Linked DNA regions of Homo sapiens: all the other regions are linked to region 1. Evidence: read pairs that join two places in POLR2A ChIA-PET (ENCODE). Cell type or tissue: GM12878. All regions are shown on one strand. Region 1 has its middle 52 kb from the start of MIR4668. Region 2 has its middle 43 kb from the start of UGCG. Region 3 overlaps UGCG (UDP-glucose ceramide glucosyltransferase). Region 4 overlaps SUSD1 (sushi domain containing 1).

Region 1 (4,000 bases):
TAAAGCTGACTTTTAAAATACACAATATTTTCCACTCTTGCTCTGCCACAAGAAAAAAACTTCTTTTTTTTTTTTTTTTGAGATGGAGTCTCACTCTGTTGCCCAGGCTGGAGTGCATTGGTGCGATCTCGGCTCATTGCAACCTCTGCTTCCCAGGTTCAAGCGATTCTCCTGCTTCAGCCTCCCGAGTAGCTGGGATTACAGGCACCCGCCACCACACCCAGCTCATTTTTGTATTTTAGTAGAGATGGGGTTTCATCATGTTGACCAGGCTGGTCTTGAACTCCTGACCTCAAGTGATCCACCCACCTCAGTCTCCCAAAGTGCTGGGATTACGGGTATAAGCCACCTCGCCCAGCCGAGAGAAAAAAAAAAAAAAACTTCCGAGAATTGATATGTGCAGTCTGCACACATATACATCCCAATTTTAGTCAAAAGGCTTGTTGCAGTCAAATCAGACTTCATACAGGCACATAAACTGGAGGGCGGAGTTCAGCCAGGTGGTATCAGTTTCAGGTGACCTGTGAGTTCCCTGGAGGCAGAGTGGTTGAGGTCATATGGTATCAAGGCTGACGGGGGGACAGGGGACTGATGGATCATGAGGACTTGTTCCTTGAGTCTGTAGCTCAGTGGTTGTTCTTCAGGACAGGGACCCTTTTAGTCAAGGCCTGGAAGGGAGTCTTTTCAGAGGAAGGAGGTGTGAATTAGGGAGACGTGGAGTGAGGGAGAGGAGTTCATTACCTCCACCAGACCATGAGCTCCCTGAGAGCTGGGCCAGAGACTGGACTCCTTTGAGGATCCAGTGAAGAGTGTTTTCTTTCTGGCACAAAGGCTGGGGTGATTCTGCGGACACAAGCAGGTGCCCTGGTATTTATTGCAAGTGCCAGATGCCAGATTCTAATTGGGATCAACATCTTCCTCACCAGCCTGAAGTTCTGCACAGATGTTGGTTTTCCTTCCCTAGAGAGGGCTCACTAATCGTTAGACCCAAAAGGAAACCCTTGTAGAGACCTCCTTCCTTCCTCCACCCCTCCACTTTATAAGAGGATGTGGCTGGCTGGGCACGGTGGCTCGCACCTGTAATCCCAGCACTTTGGGAGGCCGAGGTGGGTGGATCACCTGACGTCGGGAGTTCGAGACCAGCCTGGCCAACATGGTGAAACCCTGTCTCTACTAAAAATACAAAAATTAGCCAGGCGTGGTTGTGCATGCCTGTAATCTCAGCTACTCAGGAGGCCAAGGCAGGAGAATCACTTGAACCTGGGAAGCAGAGGTTGCAGTGAGCCGAGATCACACCACTGCTCTCCAGCCTGGGTGACAGAGTGAGAGTGAGACTCTATCACTCTGTAAAAAAAAAAAAAAAAAAAAAAAGAAGATGTGGTCATGGTGGGAGGGGTGTGTGGGGCCTCTACCACTTAGTGGCTGGGTAACTTTGGGCAAATTACCTTCCTAAGCTTGTTTTTTTTTTTTTTTTTTTTTCATTTTAAAGGTGAAAAGAATAATGTGACAAGCCTTGTAGGATTGTTATGAGCATCAAACGAGTTAATGAAGATAAAGTGTTTGATACAACAATGTCTGGTTAAACAAGGTCAATGCTCAGTACACCTTAGTTATGATTGGCACCTCCACAAGGGAGTAGGTATGGCTGAACATCTGATCCTCTGTGTCTTGGTCTGGGAAAACCCTGGATCCTGAGTAGCAAATGAGTGGGAAGAGTCCCAAGATGGTGCCAGGAAGGATGCAACAGGCAATGAACTTCCCTATCTCGCCCACCCCAATTATGACATCATCACGCTGATGGGGATTGTGTCCCCACAATGTGGCAGGAATGTACAAGGAGGAGCATCCTTAGAGGCCCAGTGCTGCTCACACCCTGCCCCTGTCTCAGCCTTCAGGGCACCCCAAGTTTGCTGTGCTCTAAGAAATGGGGAAGCACAAATTTCCAGAAAAAGCATAGCGAAGTCAACCCGAGGAGGTTGATAGAGGTTGGTGAGAATTAACTTTTGCCCAAAGAGAGACGCATGGGCTGGAAGAAAGAGAAGAGGCAATTTGTTTTGCAAATCGGGGACCTGGACCTGTCATCAAGTTTCCCACCGTCCAAAGGGGGGTTCATGGCTCATTTTCATGGGACACATGGGCTCGGGATGGGAGTGAGGAAAAGGTGACAGATACACATCTGGGTTCACACTGCTGTGGCTGCTCAGAAGGGAAGGAAAGCAGCCTCTTCTGTTTGGGGCATGGTAGGCCCAAGCCTTCTGAACTGCCCACCCAGCAGAGAAAACAGGCAGGAAGAGAAACTGAACAGAGAAGTGGAGGAGGAAGCTCACACCATGTGGTTGGTGCTGCTGTTGGTTTTACACTGCCAGAGCTAATAACCAGGTGTATTCATGAGGCTTCTGCCTTTTGATAACCTCAGACTGGGCCACATCTTCTGACTTGGCCATAAATGGGGAAAGGGCCTTACCTAAGGTCGGTACTGAGTCAGAGGTAGGACCTGGGCAGGAGGCCTTTCAGCCGTGGTGCCTGCAGGTGGAAAACCCCAGCAGCCCTTTCTCCTGCTCAACCCCCCTCTCTCTCAGGACATAGAACAAGTAGTGGTTTCTCAGTCTCCAGCCAGCTCTATGTTCCTTTCCTCCCTATGCTGCAGGTGTTCCTTTCCTCCCTCCATCACATGCTATCACCACTTGCTCTGTGTCCTGGGACAACTCTCCCCATTCAGAGCCTGATCACAGGGCAGAGGGAAATCTTCCCATCTTCCTCCTCCAGAAAACCAACACACAGACCCTCTTCTCCTTACTGATTTTATTGCTACTCACTAAAGAGAAGTAGAAAAGATCACAAAAAGCAACACATCTACGTGTTAAAAACGTAAGCAGTTTTTTCCTCTCTGATCTCTGATCTGATTCATTTGTGTATTCATTCATTCATTCATTCATCTGTCCATCCATTCATTTGTCCATCCAATGAGTATTTATTAAGCATCTGCTTTGTACCAGGGAGTGTCCTGAGCCGTGAGGATGCAGCAGTGAAAAAGACAGATGCAGACATGGTCCCTGCCCTCCAGTGGGTCTTGACTCTTGCCTTGACACAATCATGGGAGCCTGTCGACTTCTGCGCTCTGAAGTCCTCATCCCATGTAGGAGCTGAAGACAGTGCCTACAAGAGCCCACATTTTAGGGCAAAGGCAAGAATAGACAGTCTGAGTGGTTGCCCTGCACAGCCAGAAGCAGTGCAGCCAGGGGTGGATGTGCTAGTCCTGGTAGAGGAGGGGAAGCCAGAAGTCAGGGCCAAAGGGGCAGTGTCATTTGTTAAGGAGTGAGCTCAGGGCTGCAAACGAATGGGTCCAGACATTAGGAAGGGGTTGGGAGGAGGAGGGCAAGGGAGGTGGCCACTAATGGGTCAGGATGAGAGAAAGGCAAGGGTTTTGGAAATCTATCTTGCTGGGAGCTGGTTGAGTGGCAGGAAATCAAGGGTTAATGATGGTAACAACAACAATAATCCTTGTCATCAAGTGTGTATTGAGTGCTTACTGTGACTGTGCCAGCCACCAAGGCAGGCACTTTCCATATATGGTCGGTCTCACATTAAATGGTAAAGCGTTGGCAGGACATCTGCTCTTAAGCATAGAAAGGAACCAAACCTATCCTTTCTAGACCCCAGCAGAAAGTTAAGACCAAGATGAACCAGCCCACTCCTGACCCCAAGCTCTTCTTAGCATCTACATCCTACAGTGGATATAAAGATGAAATGAAGGCAGGTGACAGTTCCCTCACCCCAGGTGGACACTTTGCAATCTCTGAGTAACATCCCGTTGTTAAACTTTTGTACCTCCAGGGATGATCATCTTTGAGTGTCACCTTTCAAAGGGACACAGATTCAAGTGCCTTGGGGGCCAGGCAGGTGGTGTATATGAGTGCGAGTGAAGAAAAACCAACCCTAATTTTCAGAGCAGGAGAAAACCCATGTGGACTGAGGCCATCAGAAGCACACCTGTCCTTGC
Region 2 (4,000 bases), 130 kb after region 1:
TGTGACACCAAGAAGACTCCCTAAGAAACCTCCTCCATGCTAATCTCCATCTGACTCTGCTTCCTGGGAAACTCAACCTGCAACAGTCTTTCAGCCTGCTTTGGGAATACAAGACTTTGTAAATCAGACTTTGTACATGTAAGAATTTGGACTTCATTCTGAGGGCAATATGGAGTCATTGAAGGGTTTTAAGTAGGATGGGATGAGATCAGCTTTGGGTATTAGATCCTCTGGCTACAGTGCAAAGAATGGACCCAAAAAGACTATATTGGAGGCAGGAACATCACATGTGTGGCAACTGATTTACACAATCGAAGATGGTAATGTCATGAATTTGGAGATGTGACAGTGGAGATAGAGATAAGCTGAAAAATTCTAGGACTGTTTAGGAGGTTCAGTCAAAAGAACTAATTGATTATATGTGGGAGTGAAGGAGTAGGAAGAACCAGAGATGATGTCCGGGTTTCTGGATTGAGCAACTAGTGATGCCATAATTGGCCTCAATTCAAGTAATGGCTCTTCAAAAACTGAAGGAGGACACTTCCTACTTGCTATAGCATCTAAGCAGCACTGTAAGTCGGTAAGCATCCTAATAGTTTCCTGGATTCTGTATATGGCAACTTTCTCCCACTCCTGATAGGATGCGTAGCCAGGTGTCAAACTTCTACTGCCCCAGTTTCACCAGTTTCACCCAGTTCAAAAGTGGGAGAACTGGGCCCAACTATTTAAGCCTCCAAAGCATACACACAATTATTTATGCCCAGAAGAGAAAGCAAAATGAGACATATGGGGAACTGGTGGAGAGGCAATATAGTGTAGAAGTTAAAAGCATGCACTCTGGAGTTCGACTATCTGAATTCAAATTCTGGTTCTACTAGTTATAATTTATATCAGTTTGGGCAAATTAACTTCTCTGTGTCTCAGTTCCCTTTATCTGCAAAATATGGGTAATGATGGTACCTATCCCAAAGGATTATTGCAAATATCAAATAAATTAATACAAATAAAATTCTTTTCTTTTTTTTTTGAGACAGAGAGTCTCGCTCTGTCACCCAGGCTGGAGTGCAGTGGCGCAATCTTGGCTCACTGCAACCTCCACCTCCCGGGTTCACATGATTCTCCTGTCTCAGCCTCCCGAGTAGCTGGGATTACAGGCACCTGCCACCACGCCCAGCTAATTTTTGTATTTTTAGTAGAAACGGGGTTTCACCATGTTGGCCAGCCTGGTCTCAAACTCCTGACCTCAAGTGATCCACTCACCTCAGCCTCCCAAAGTGCTAGGATTACAGGCATGAGCCACTGTGCCCAGCCCTTTTCTTTTCCTTTTTTTTTTTTTTTTGTTTTTTTTTTTTTGAGACAGGGTCTCGCTCTGTCACCCAGACTGAAGTGCAGTGGCACAATCACAGCTTACAGCAGCCTTGAACTCCTGGGCTCAAGCAATCCTCCTGCTTCAGTCTCCCGAAGAGCTAGGACATCAGGTGCATGCTACCATCCCAGGTAATTTTTTAAATTTTTTGTAGAGATGGAGTCTTAGTATGTTACCCAGGCTGGTCTCAAACTCCTTGCCTCAAGTGATCCTCCTGCCTCAGCCTCCCAAAGTGCTGCAACTACAAACATAAGCCACTGTGTCGTGCCAGAAGTAAAATTCTTAAAACCCTGCCTAGCATAGAATAGTCACTCAATAAATGCTATCTATTATTATTTCAATAGAATGTAAGCTCTATAAAGATAAGAATTTGTCTTTTTTTTTCTTGATGAAACCTCAATATCTGGAATAGGATCTGGTGCTAAATAAAAGTTATGTAATACATACTTGTTGGATGAATAAAACCCTTGAGAAGAGAGTACTAGTTGCCTACCTCAACACAGATTCTTTACTCCTTCCTTAGTAACAGAATCTGGATTTTTGTCTGGGCATCTTACCATCTGGAATTATGTTTTCCAACTTTCCTTGCAGCCAGTTTTGGTCAATGAAATGTGATGTGGTCAAGGAAGTGTTTTGTAGAACTTTCATAAAAACCATGCAAAGAAAACTGCCTTATCTGGAAGTACCCTTATTGCTCTTCTGCCTTTTCTCTTCCTCTGGCTTGCAACTTACATGAGATGGGTAAAGCTGCAGCTGCCATCTTGAACCACGAGGTACCTTGAGGTTGGAAACCATGTGCTTAGATGGTGGATAGAAATAGAGTAGCTTAAGTCCCTTCTGTTACCACAGAGCTGCCAAGCCAAGCCAGGAATACTTACTTCTTGATTTCTTTTACTTGACAGACAAATGCCTTTCTGTATTTTTGGGCCACTATTGTTTTAGGGCTTTTGATTAAATGCTGCCAAACTAATCCTAACTAATACATTTGCCAAGGGATGATTTAAACTACTAGCAATAAAGTCCTTTATTCAATCTCTGGGTTCCGTACAGCAACTCTTAAAAAAAAAAAAAAAGGTATATTTTTCCTTTCTTTATTCCCTTTTTTTTTTTTTTTTTTGAGATGGTCTCACTCTGTCACCAGGCTGGAATGCAGTGGCGCAATCTCGGCTCACTGCACGCTCCGCCTCCCTGGTTGAAGCGATTCTCCTGCCTCAGCCTCCCAAGTAGCTGGGACCACAGGCATGCACCACCGCTCCCAGCTAATTTTTGTATTTTTAGCAGAGTTGGGGTTTCACCATGTTGGCAAGGATGGTCTCGATCTCTTGACCTCGTGATCCACCTGCCTCGGCCTCCCAAAGTGCTGGGATTACAGGCATGAGCCACTGCACCTGGCCTATTCTTTCTTTTTTTCACTTTTATTTTAGATTCAAGGGGTACATGTGCAGGTTTGTTACCTGGGTATACTGCATGATCCTTGCAGCAATTTTTAACTGTGTTTTAGTGAGAGAAACATGAGAGATCAGAGATGGAATAGACAAGATAAAGAGATTTCCCATAGCTTTTAAGGATTGCTTCTTTTGTACCATGCATTACAGGAAGACAATGACTATTTATGCAATTAGTCAGGAAAGGTTGCAAAATAGGATTTTGAAAACCAATTAACAGAAGGTACAGTGGTATTTGGTAAAGTATTCCGAGAAGGCCATTTTAGCCTTTATGACTGATTATATGACTTTCACAGGGGAGGCACACTTTGTGGGAAGGGAAAACCATATATTGAATACCCATAATGAATTAATTTCTTCCACATCACACCTGAAAGGTGGGTATTATTTGCTATATTTTACAAATAAAGAAATGGTGACTACAGACATTTGACTGACTTTCCCTCATTCATAATGTAAATAAGTAGTGGGACAGGATTTGAACCTGCGTCTGTAGGGCCCCAGAGCCCTTGCTTTTCCCCAATACCCCTCATTCCACACAACCACATAAATGCATTCTCCAAGGCCCAAGATCTCTGTTCCTCATCACATGGCTAAAGACGGTCAGCATACTTATTTCCTCTGGCATAATCTGCCTTTACTTTTCCATTTCCCGGCATTTAGGATACTTGAGGGCCATTGCTTTAAATCCGTTTTTATTTTTCACAAATTTGTTTTCAAACCACAGATTATCATTCATAAGGTGACAGTGGTTCCTTAATACTTCCCCCAGCCACTCTGACTGGCTGGAGCCTGTCCTTCCAGTGCCAATAAAATGCAGGTGACTCAAATTGAGATTATGAACAGCTCATTAGCCCAGGGGGAGAGAGTGGATGGTCCATGTGGCCACACCCAGTTCTTCCCCTTCCCGGAGTTTTTCTCAGTTACTGAATATGACCTCTAGCTTGCTCCACCTGCTGTGTTCCCCATCTCAGTGCATGTCCTCACCTTCCCCCCACCCCTCCCCTTTGCCTAAGCCGGAATCCTCTGAATCACTCTTAACTCTTCCCTCTCCCTCATCTACCACACACAGGAAATACCAAGTTTCCTTTTATTTACCCTTTATGTGCAAAATTTGCCCACCCCTTATTTTAGGCCCCACCGTCTCTTACTGAGATAAATGCTAATTTTTCTCATCACTTCCAGTCTG
Region 3 (4,000 bases), 75 kb after region 1:
CGTGGGTTTGGGCCAAGAATGCAACCTCCCTGTGTACCTGAACAAAACCCAAGAGAAGAGAAGGAAATGAGGGAAATCATTATATATGACCACAAATAATATGAAAAGAACCACACAAGTTCTAGGAATGACAGTTACAATCACTGACATCAGAAACTCAAAAGACAAGTAATACAGAATCTTACGTACTCACAATTTACGAAAGAATTGGCATCTAGATTAGAAGAAGCTATCCAGAATGCAGCCCAGAGAGAGGGACAGGTAAAGACACAGAAATCATGAAAAAGTTTGAGATGTGGATGACAGAATAAGAAGGTCTAAAATCCCAGTGATTTTTATCTGTTGGTCCCACTGTGTGATCCTTAAGTGCTATTAAACTACCAAAACATGCAGGTCAAGTGCTGGCTAAGTAGCAGAGAGAACTGGCCCACTAATAATCTCAGTGCCTGTGGCAAGGCTTTAGATCAAAAACAGTAGCAACGAAGATCATCTAAGCTGTACTGAATAGTCTAGAGGCGATTACATTTTGGTAAAGTTTAGAGTAGATCCTACTTCTCCCTTCTCCCAAGATGTTTTACTTTAAATATCATTAGATACACCTCCTCCTTTGAAGAACTTTTCATGTTGAGAATGCAGTATTTTATCATAGATTCATTCTGACTCTCTCAACAGCCACAAAGCCCTCTCTAGGTTTATGGATAAAGAGAATTGTTAAGTACTATATCTGAAATTTCTACTCAAAATAAGCCAGACTATATCACAGGGCCTTTAAAAAATGTATTTGTGCCTCCCCTCTGTCCCTGTCTCTCTCTAATATTTTCTTTCCAAAACCCAACAGGTCAGTTTGTTGTGTACCCCCTAGGGTACGAGATCCTACCTTGCAGAATACTGTTTTGACTTACATAACGCAACCAACAAAGCCATGTGGTACAAATTACTTGAAATGTTTGTCAAAACAATAGAAGAATATCCATTAAGTCACCAAATAAACAAAACACCTCTAGCACTAGGCTCAGCACACAGTGGTACTCCATGACTGCTTTGCAGTCACTTACTGGACAACATCTTTACAGCCCCGAATGTACACTAGTCATTATCATATGCACTGGAATGCAACAAGCAACAGGTGAATTCCCTACTGTGAAGGAGCTGTGGCTTAATGGGGAAGTTGGGTTGCACATGCCCAGAAGCTCTTCTCCTTACAAAACTCTTAAAGATGTCAACAAAGCTTTGCTCTGGAGAATCGTTCCACAGGTGGAAACAATGCCTTTGGCCATGACCAGTGTGTTGGAAACCAATCTACAGATTTCTACACAGAAATCATGAAAGAGTTTGAGATGTGGATGACAGAATAAAAAGCTCTAAAATCCCAGTGATTTTTTTCAAAAAAATTTTTTTAAATCCCAGTGATTTTTTTTCAAAAACATTTTTTAAATCCCAGTGGTTTTTTTCAAAATAAAGAAGAGTTTCCAAGGTCAGAAGTAGCCTTGTGGGCTGGTGCAGTGGCTCATGCTTATAATTCTAGCACTTTGGGAAGATGAGGCAGGCGGATCACTTGAGGTCAGGAGTTCAAGACCAGCCTGGCCAACATGGCAAAACCCCCATCTCTACTAAAAATAGAAAAATTAGCTGGGCGTGGTGGCACACGCCTATAATTCCAGCTACTCGGGAAGCTGAGACACAAGAATGACTTGAACCTGGGAGGCAGAGGTTGCAGTGAGCCGAGATCGCACCACTGCACTCCAGCCTGGGTGACAGAGAGGGAGAGAGGGAGGGAGGGCACTGTGATCAATTGCCTAGTGTTTCAAAAGTGGCCTCCACGGTGGAGCCCTTAAAGTGGGGCAGTATTATAAGTGGCTCGGACAGGGTCTTACAAGTTTTACTGGTTTCTAACTAGTTTTTCTTTTAGTGTCTCAGATCAGGGTTTCTGCATTTCCTAGACAGTATGAACTTGAGCCTATGATTCCTACACGTTGCACAAGCTTTCTCATGGGTGTCCATTTCTACCCTCAGCCTAGGGCAGACGACTTGCTTTCTAGGTTCTATACTGGGAATCCAGTTCTTACCTTCCTATAATGCATCTGGCTTGCAGCCTTGACCTTTTTGTTGGGGAAGTGGTGTGGGGGGTACTTTTTATTGATACATAATGTACATATTATAAAGTCACCTGTAAGTACACAGCTCAAAGAATTTTCTCAAAGTGAAACTCTCATGTAACCAGTACCCAGATCAAAAAACAGTATTAGCAGAACCCCAGAAGTCCTCTCGTGTCTCCTTCCACGTACTATGCTCCCCTCAAGGGTACTCACTGTCCTGACTTCAGACTAGTTTTGCTGGCTTTAAATTTTTATATAAATGGAATCCCATAGGATGTATCTTTCCTGTCTGGCCTCTTTGGGTTGCGTTATGTTTGTGAGAATCATCCGCGTTGTTACATTTAGCTATCATGTATTCACTCTTGTTACAGGATAGTTTTACTAATATACCACACTTTATTTACTTTCTGTTGATGGATGTTTGGGTTGTTTACAGTTTGAGGTTATTATAACTAGTGTGCAGCACTGACTCTGTCCTCGCACTAGTACTAAAAGCCCTACTCTTCCCACCACCCACCCCCCAAGCCTTCAACTTTTGGACAAGATGAAGAAACGCTAACTGGATTTACTCTCTCCCACCTGAAACAACCAAAAAATCAGAAAAAAATACAGGAGACAACAGTTTTGAAGATACTGGACATCAAGCAAAGGAAGACAGTGATTCCTATGACACAGAAAATAAGGTAGGCTGGGTGCGGTGGCTCACGCCTGTAATCCCAGCACTTTGGGAGGCCAAGGCGGGAGGATAATTTGAGGTCAGGAGTTCGAGACCAGCCTGGCCAACATGGTGAAACCCTATCTCTTCTAAAAATACAAAAAATAATTAGCCAGGTGTGGCCTCACGTGCCTGTAATCCCAGCTACTCGGGAGGCTGAGGCAGGAGAATCACTTGAATCCGGGAGGCGGAGGTTGCAGTGAGCCAAGATCGCACCACTGCACTCCAGCCTGGGCAACAGAGCAAGATTCCATCTCAAAAAAAAAAAAAAGAAAGAAAATGAATTGAAGAGCTGGAGTCAACAGTCCAGAAAAACAAAAACATCCAGCACCCAACACGGTGAAATTCAAAATGTCTGGTATCTATTAAAAAATTTCCAAGCATGCAAAGAATCAGGAAAATATACCAATGAGAAGAAATATCAATAAATTAAAACCCCACCGGGATTCAAATTAGCAGACCAGACCAACCCACTGCTTTGCATTCCCTCTTGGTTTCTGGAATATGCAGATTTTCTTTTCACATTTTCAGGCTCTGGGTGTGTAAGTGTCTAATCGTTACAGCATTTCCATGTGTTAATAGGAGAGGTGGTTCTCACATGTGCACACGCCACCTCTCATTCAGAAGTAGAGTCTGTACGGGACTCTGCAAATGCAGTGTGATACAGGCTATCATCAAAGTATGTTTGGAACACTTTGAGAGAAGAGAGATGGAAGCATCCAACTACTCCTAGGAGGCGGTCTTTCCAGACTTTCATACTCCAAGTGTGGCCCATGGACCAGCAGCATTGGCAACACCTGGGAGCTTTTCAGAGCTTCAAAATTTCAGGCCTCATCCCCCAAAACTACTGAAACTCAATCTTCAGTTTAACAAGATCTCTAGGTGATTCACAGGCACACTCAAGCTTGAGCAGCACTGCTTTAAGACTCATCTCTGCTATAAATTCTTCGTGACTTCACAGACAAGGCTGAAAAGGCCTGGAGCTCATCCTCTAGGCAAGAAATAACCATGAAAGACTAAAAGGAAGCAACCAGGATCATTTTTGTATTTATAGAAGTTAAGAGAATAAAGTACAGGCAGGGGAGATGGAAGGCAAGGGAAAAATATTGCAAAGGTCCAAAAGAAAGAGACAAGCACACAAACCAGAAAGGCATAAGAAACAAGTGAAAGGCTGGGTGCAGTGGCTCAT
Region 4 (4,000 bases), 99 kb before region 1:
TGTCACTCCCTGACCCGGGTGGAACTGAATGAACTGAGCCAGTGAGACATTTCCTGTGAGCAGAAGGAGCTGCAGACTCACCACTACTGTTAGGTTACTTGAGCATATGTGTGTGTGTAATTTTAAAAAATGAAATAATTATATATATATTATTCTTCATTTTGCTTTTTTATATTATTCTTTGACTTTTGGCCTTACAATATCCTGTAGACATACTTCCATACCAATTCATGTATTGTCATCTCATTCTCTTTGAGGGAAGCACAGTATTCTATCACATAAAGGTATACTAATTTATTAACTTATTATCTATAGAAGGTTATTTGGGTATTTTTTTTCCCTTTCAAGTTTTTGTCATTACAGACAATGCTACTGTTAATATGCTTGTATATATTATGTTTTATTGATTCTCAGAGGCATATTTTTTTCACATTTTGGTATCTATGAAATCCTACAATTGTTATACAGTCAGTCAGGTGGCTGCCAAGAACATAATTGTCATTGTCCATCTATGCATCATATTGGTCATAGTTGCTCATAGTGCTGTCACTTCTATTTAGTTACGGACACTAGTGGTGCCATTTATTTCTTGAGATCAATTGCCTACTAAAACTTTTTCCAAAAAGCTACATTATGATTTGACATTGAGACATAGTGTTATAATATGTAAAGCGCAATGGGAACAGAACGGCAAAGTATAAGATCAACTTTCAGCATCAGAATGGGTGTCAGTGGATGGCGAGAAAGTTCTGGAAACAAAAAGAGCACATTTTGAAGAAATACTGCCTCACCAAACTCTGGATAGATAGCACATAGGATGTTATTATGTGGAAAAATATAGACACCAACAACTCTTAATTGAGAAGTGATTGAGAAGTGTTTGTTATATTCTGACCGTGAAGAAATTTTAGGAATGTCTCAATTAATTTTGCTTATATTTTTGTCTTATAATATACAATTAAAATTTAATATCTATGTTGGTCTGTAAAAGCTTTTTCAATCAGTATAAATTAGTTCCGTGAGATAAGAAAATAATTGTGGTGGCTGGGGGCGGTGGCTCACACCTGTAATTCCAGCACTTTGGGAGGCCAAGGTGGGCGGATCACTTGAGGTCAGGAGTTCGAGACCAGCCTGCCCAACATGGTGAAACCCTGTTTCTACTACAAATACAACAATTAGCCAGGTGTGGTGGTGCATGCCTGTAGTCCCAGCTACTTGGGAGGCTGAGGCAGGAGAATTGCTTGAACTCAGGAGGCAGAGGTTGCACTGAGCTGAGATTGTGCCACTGCACTCCAGCCTGGGAAACAGAGAGAGACTACATCTCAAAAAAAAAAATTCTTTAAAATCTTCGTGTAAGTTTTGGACATTTCTAGTTAGGTTTATTTCTAGGTATTTGAAGTTTGCTTGTGATATCCCATCTCATGAATATGGATCTTTTTATTTTTCTATTATATTCTGCTACTTGTTGTATTAGTTTTCTGTTGCTGCTATGACAAGTTACTGCAAACTTAGTGGCAGAAAATAACATGAGGGCTGGGTACAGTGGCTTACATTTATAATCCAGCACTTTGGGATGCTGAGGTAGGAGGATTGCTTGGAGGCTGAGGTGGGAGCCCAGGAGTTCAAGCCCAGCCTGGGCAACATAGAAACCCTGTCTCTACAAAAAAATTAAAATAAATAAAAAATAAGCCGGACGTGGTGGTGTGTGCCCGTGGTCCCAGCTACTTGAGAGACTGAGGCAGGGGGATCACTTGAGCTCAGGAGGTCAAGGCTGCAGTGAGCCATGATCAGGTCACTGTACTCCAACCTGGGTGACAGAACAGGACCCTGTCTCAAAAAAACAAAACAAAACAAAAACTAAAAGCAACATGAATTTAGTGTCTTATAGTTCTGGAGGTCGGAAGTGTGAAATCAGTTTCACTAAGCTGTAATCAAGGTGTCAGTAGGCCTGTGTTTCTTCAGGGGCGGGGGGTATCTAGGGGAGAATCTATTTCCACGCCCTTTCCAGTTTCTAGATCCTGCCTATACTCCTTGGCTTGTGGCTCCATCCGCCATATTTAAAGCTCATCAGTTTAACCTCTGCTTCCGTTCTTAAATCTTCTAACTCTTATGTTCTTGTTGCTCTCTTATAAGGATGTTTGTAATCACATTGAGCTCATCTGGACAATTCAGGATAATCTCACTGTCTTAGTCACCTCTACAAAGTGTTTCTGCCATGTAAGGTAACATACAGGTTCCAGGGACTAGGATGTAGACATGCTGGTGGCGGGTGGGGGTCATTATTTAACCTACCATACTTGTTCTTGAAGATAGATAGAAAATGATCAGTTTTTGTATGTTGCCTTTCTGTTATTTTCAAACAGTTTCATGTTTGATTAGTTGAGTCTCTTAGATTTACTGGCAGTTGCATCATTTGTTGCTCTTTCTGGCATTTATAGCTCATTTTTTTTTCTTGCCTTTTTCTGCATTGTCTAGAATCTCTTGAATAAGGCTCAGTAATAGCTACAAGACCAGACATCCTTGTATTGTTCTTAACTTTACTAGAAATTGCTTAATTGCTTTACCACTGAGTGTGGTGGTTTCTTATAAACCCTATTAAACTAAGGCGTTTCTGTCAAATGAAGTCCTAGCTCACTAAGATTTCAAGTTAACAAAGTATATTAAATGTATTAACAGTTCCATTTATAAAAGTAACCACATGGTTTCTCTCTTTTAACCTATTAATAGCTTTTCCAATAATGATACTCTCTGTATTCTGGGAATAAATCTTTGGTCGTAGTGTATTGTTCTTTGAATGTACTACTGACTTCTTTGTGCTAATATTTTATTTTGGATTTTTGTATTTATATCAACAAGCAAATTTGGCATAGGATGTTTAGTGATTGGCTGTGCCATCCTTGTACAGGTCGGGCATTGTGGATTATTTAGTCATATTAAATGATTTGGGGACCCTTCCACCTTTTTGTATAGTCTAGAACTGTTTAAATACTATTGGAGTTATTTGTATTTTGAAAGTTTCAGAAGTGTAACTTTGGACCACTACTACTAATCTCCAAACCTGTCTCTACCCAGCTGTGGGTCTGCATTAACCTGGAATCATCTGTACTCCTCCTGTTCCTTACCACCTGTTCATCTTTTCCTCCTGTTCCCTACCTGCTCCGTGTTGCAACATTTGAGGTACAGCTTGTGACTTGTACAGGTTTTCTTTGTGCCAAGCTGCCCAATCCATAGAGAGGAGTCGTGTCTACCAACTTGGCTTCATTTGTAGGAACCTGTCAGGCCAGGGAGTTACAAAATACAGCCTTACCTTTCATGAGACCTTCCTTTTTTCACGTAATTTGGGAGTTGTCTTTATCACTCGTTAATCATCACAGTGTTCCTGTGAAACTTCTTAGCAAGTCTGCTCTATTATTTCCACTTTAGGGACAGAGATCCTTATTGAAGGAAGTAACCTCTGATGTCAGGGTTTTGAATAAATAGTCTTTCTTGACTACTTGGATGGGTGTACCTCCACATTAAACTGTATCAGATCTGAACTGTCTTTTAGATTGATTACTATGAAACTGAGCAGAGGACAAGAAATATTTCTTTGCTCACAAGAGATAAGGAAGCCCAAACCAAGAGAATCCCGCCACCTCCTATTCTTTTCCTCATGAAAAACCTGATTGCTTCAAAGCACTTTTTTCAGTTCCTCAAGGAGCAATTCTCTGCTGAAATGTTGCTCTTAGCTCAGAATTTCGAACCGACACTTATTTGTATAAATGAGGGTATACAAGGTCCAGGACAAATAGTTGTAATTTTAGCTTAGTAAGCCAAGGAAGCTTGCAGTAAATAGACTCAAATAATTTTTTTCCTTTTTCTTTTCTTTTTTTTTTTTTTCTTGAGACAGAGTCTCACTCTGTCACCCAGGCTGGAGTGCAGTGGCACAATCTCTGCTGACTGCAACCCCCGCCTCCCAGGTTCAAGCGATTCTCCTGCTTCAGCCTCCCAAGTAGCTGGG

Evidence for each region. Peaks named below come from ENCODE experiments on the same cell type or tissue, not always from the same donor. Only the 100,000 strongest peaks of a DNase experiment are listed, where the experiment ranks them.
Region 2: POLR2A ChIA-PET joins it to region 1 with 6 read pairs; 2 of 35 experiments call an interaction of 5 or more read pairs at or near these places.
Region 3: POLR2A ChIA-PET joins it to region 1 with 7 read pairs; 11 of 35 experiments call an interaction of 5 or more read pairs at or near these places.
Region 4: POLR2A ChIA-PET joins it to region 1 with 5 read pairs; 6 of 35 experiments call an interaction of 5 or more read pairs at or near these places.

The regions. Positions count from the first base shown.
Region 1 is chr9:111,982,054-111,986,053 of GRCh38, reverse strand. No RefSeq gene overlaps it. Among named protein-coding and RNA genes, the nearest start is that of MIR4668, 52 kb to the right of the region's middle. RefSeq lists enhancers at 436-785, 2,116-2,215, 2,516-2,575. In GM12878, no CTCF peak of the experiment used is centred here; DNase peaks (open chromatin) are centred at 513 and 2,393; H3K4me3 peaks cover 447 bases; H3K27ac peaks cover 3,631 bases.
Region 2 is chr9:111,851,481-111,855,480 of GRCh38, reverse strand. No RefSeq gene overlaps it. Among named protein-coding and RNA genes, the nearest start is that of UGCG, 43 kb to the left of the region's middle. In GM12878, no CTCF peak of the experiment used is centred here; no DNase peak of the experiment used is centred here.
Region 3 is chr9:111,906,711-111,910,710 of GRCh38, reverse strand. The region is part of intron 1 of UGCG (UDP-glucose ceramide glucosyltransferase); the gene reads right to left. Among named protein-coding and RNA genes, the nearest start is that of UGCG, 12 kb to the right of the region's middle. RefSeq lists an enhancer at 1,189-1,248. In GM12878, no CTCF peak of the experiment used is centred here; no DNase peak of the experiment used is centred here; H3K4me3 peaks cover 2,535 bases; H3K27ac peaks cover 2,848 bases.
Region 4 is chr9:112,080,570-112,084,569 of GRCh38, reverse strand. All of the region lies in intron 10 of SUSD1 (sushi domain containing 1), which reads left to right. Among named protein-coding and RNA genes, the nearest start is that of LINC02977, 42 kb to the right of the region's middle. RefSeq lists an enhancer at 36-115. In GM12878, no CTCF peak of the experiment used is centred here; no DNase peak of the experiment used is centred here.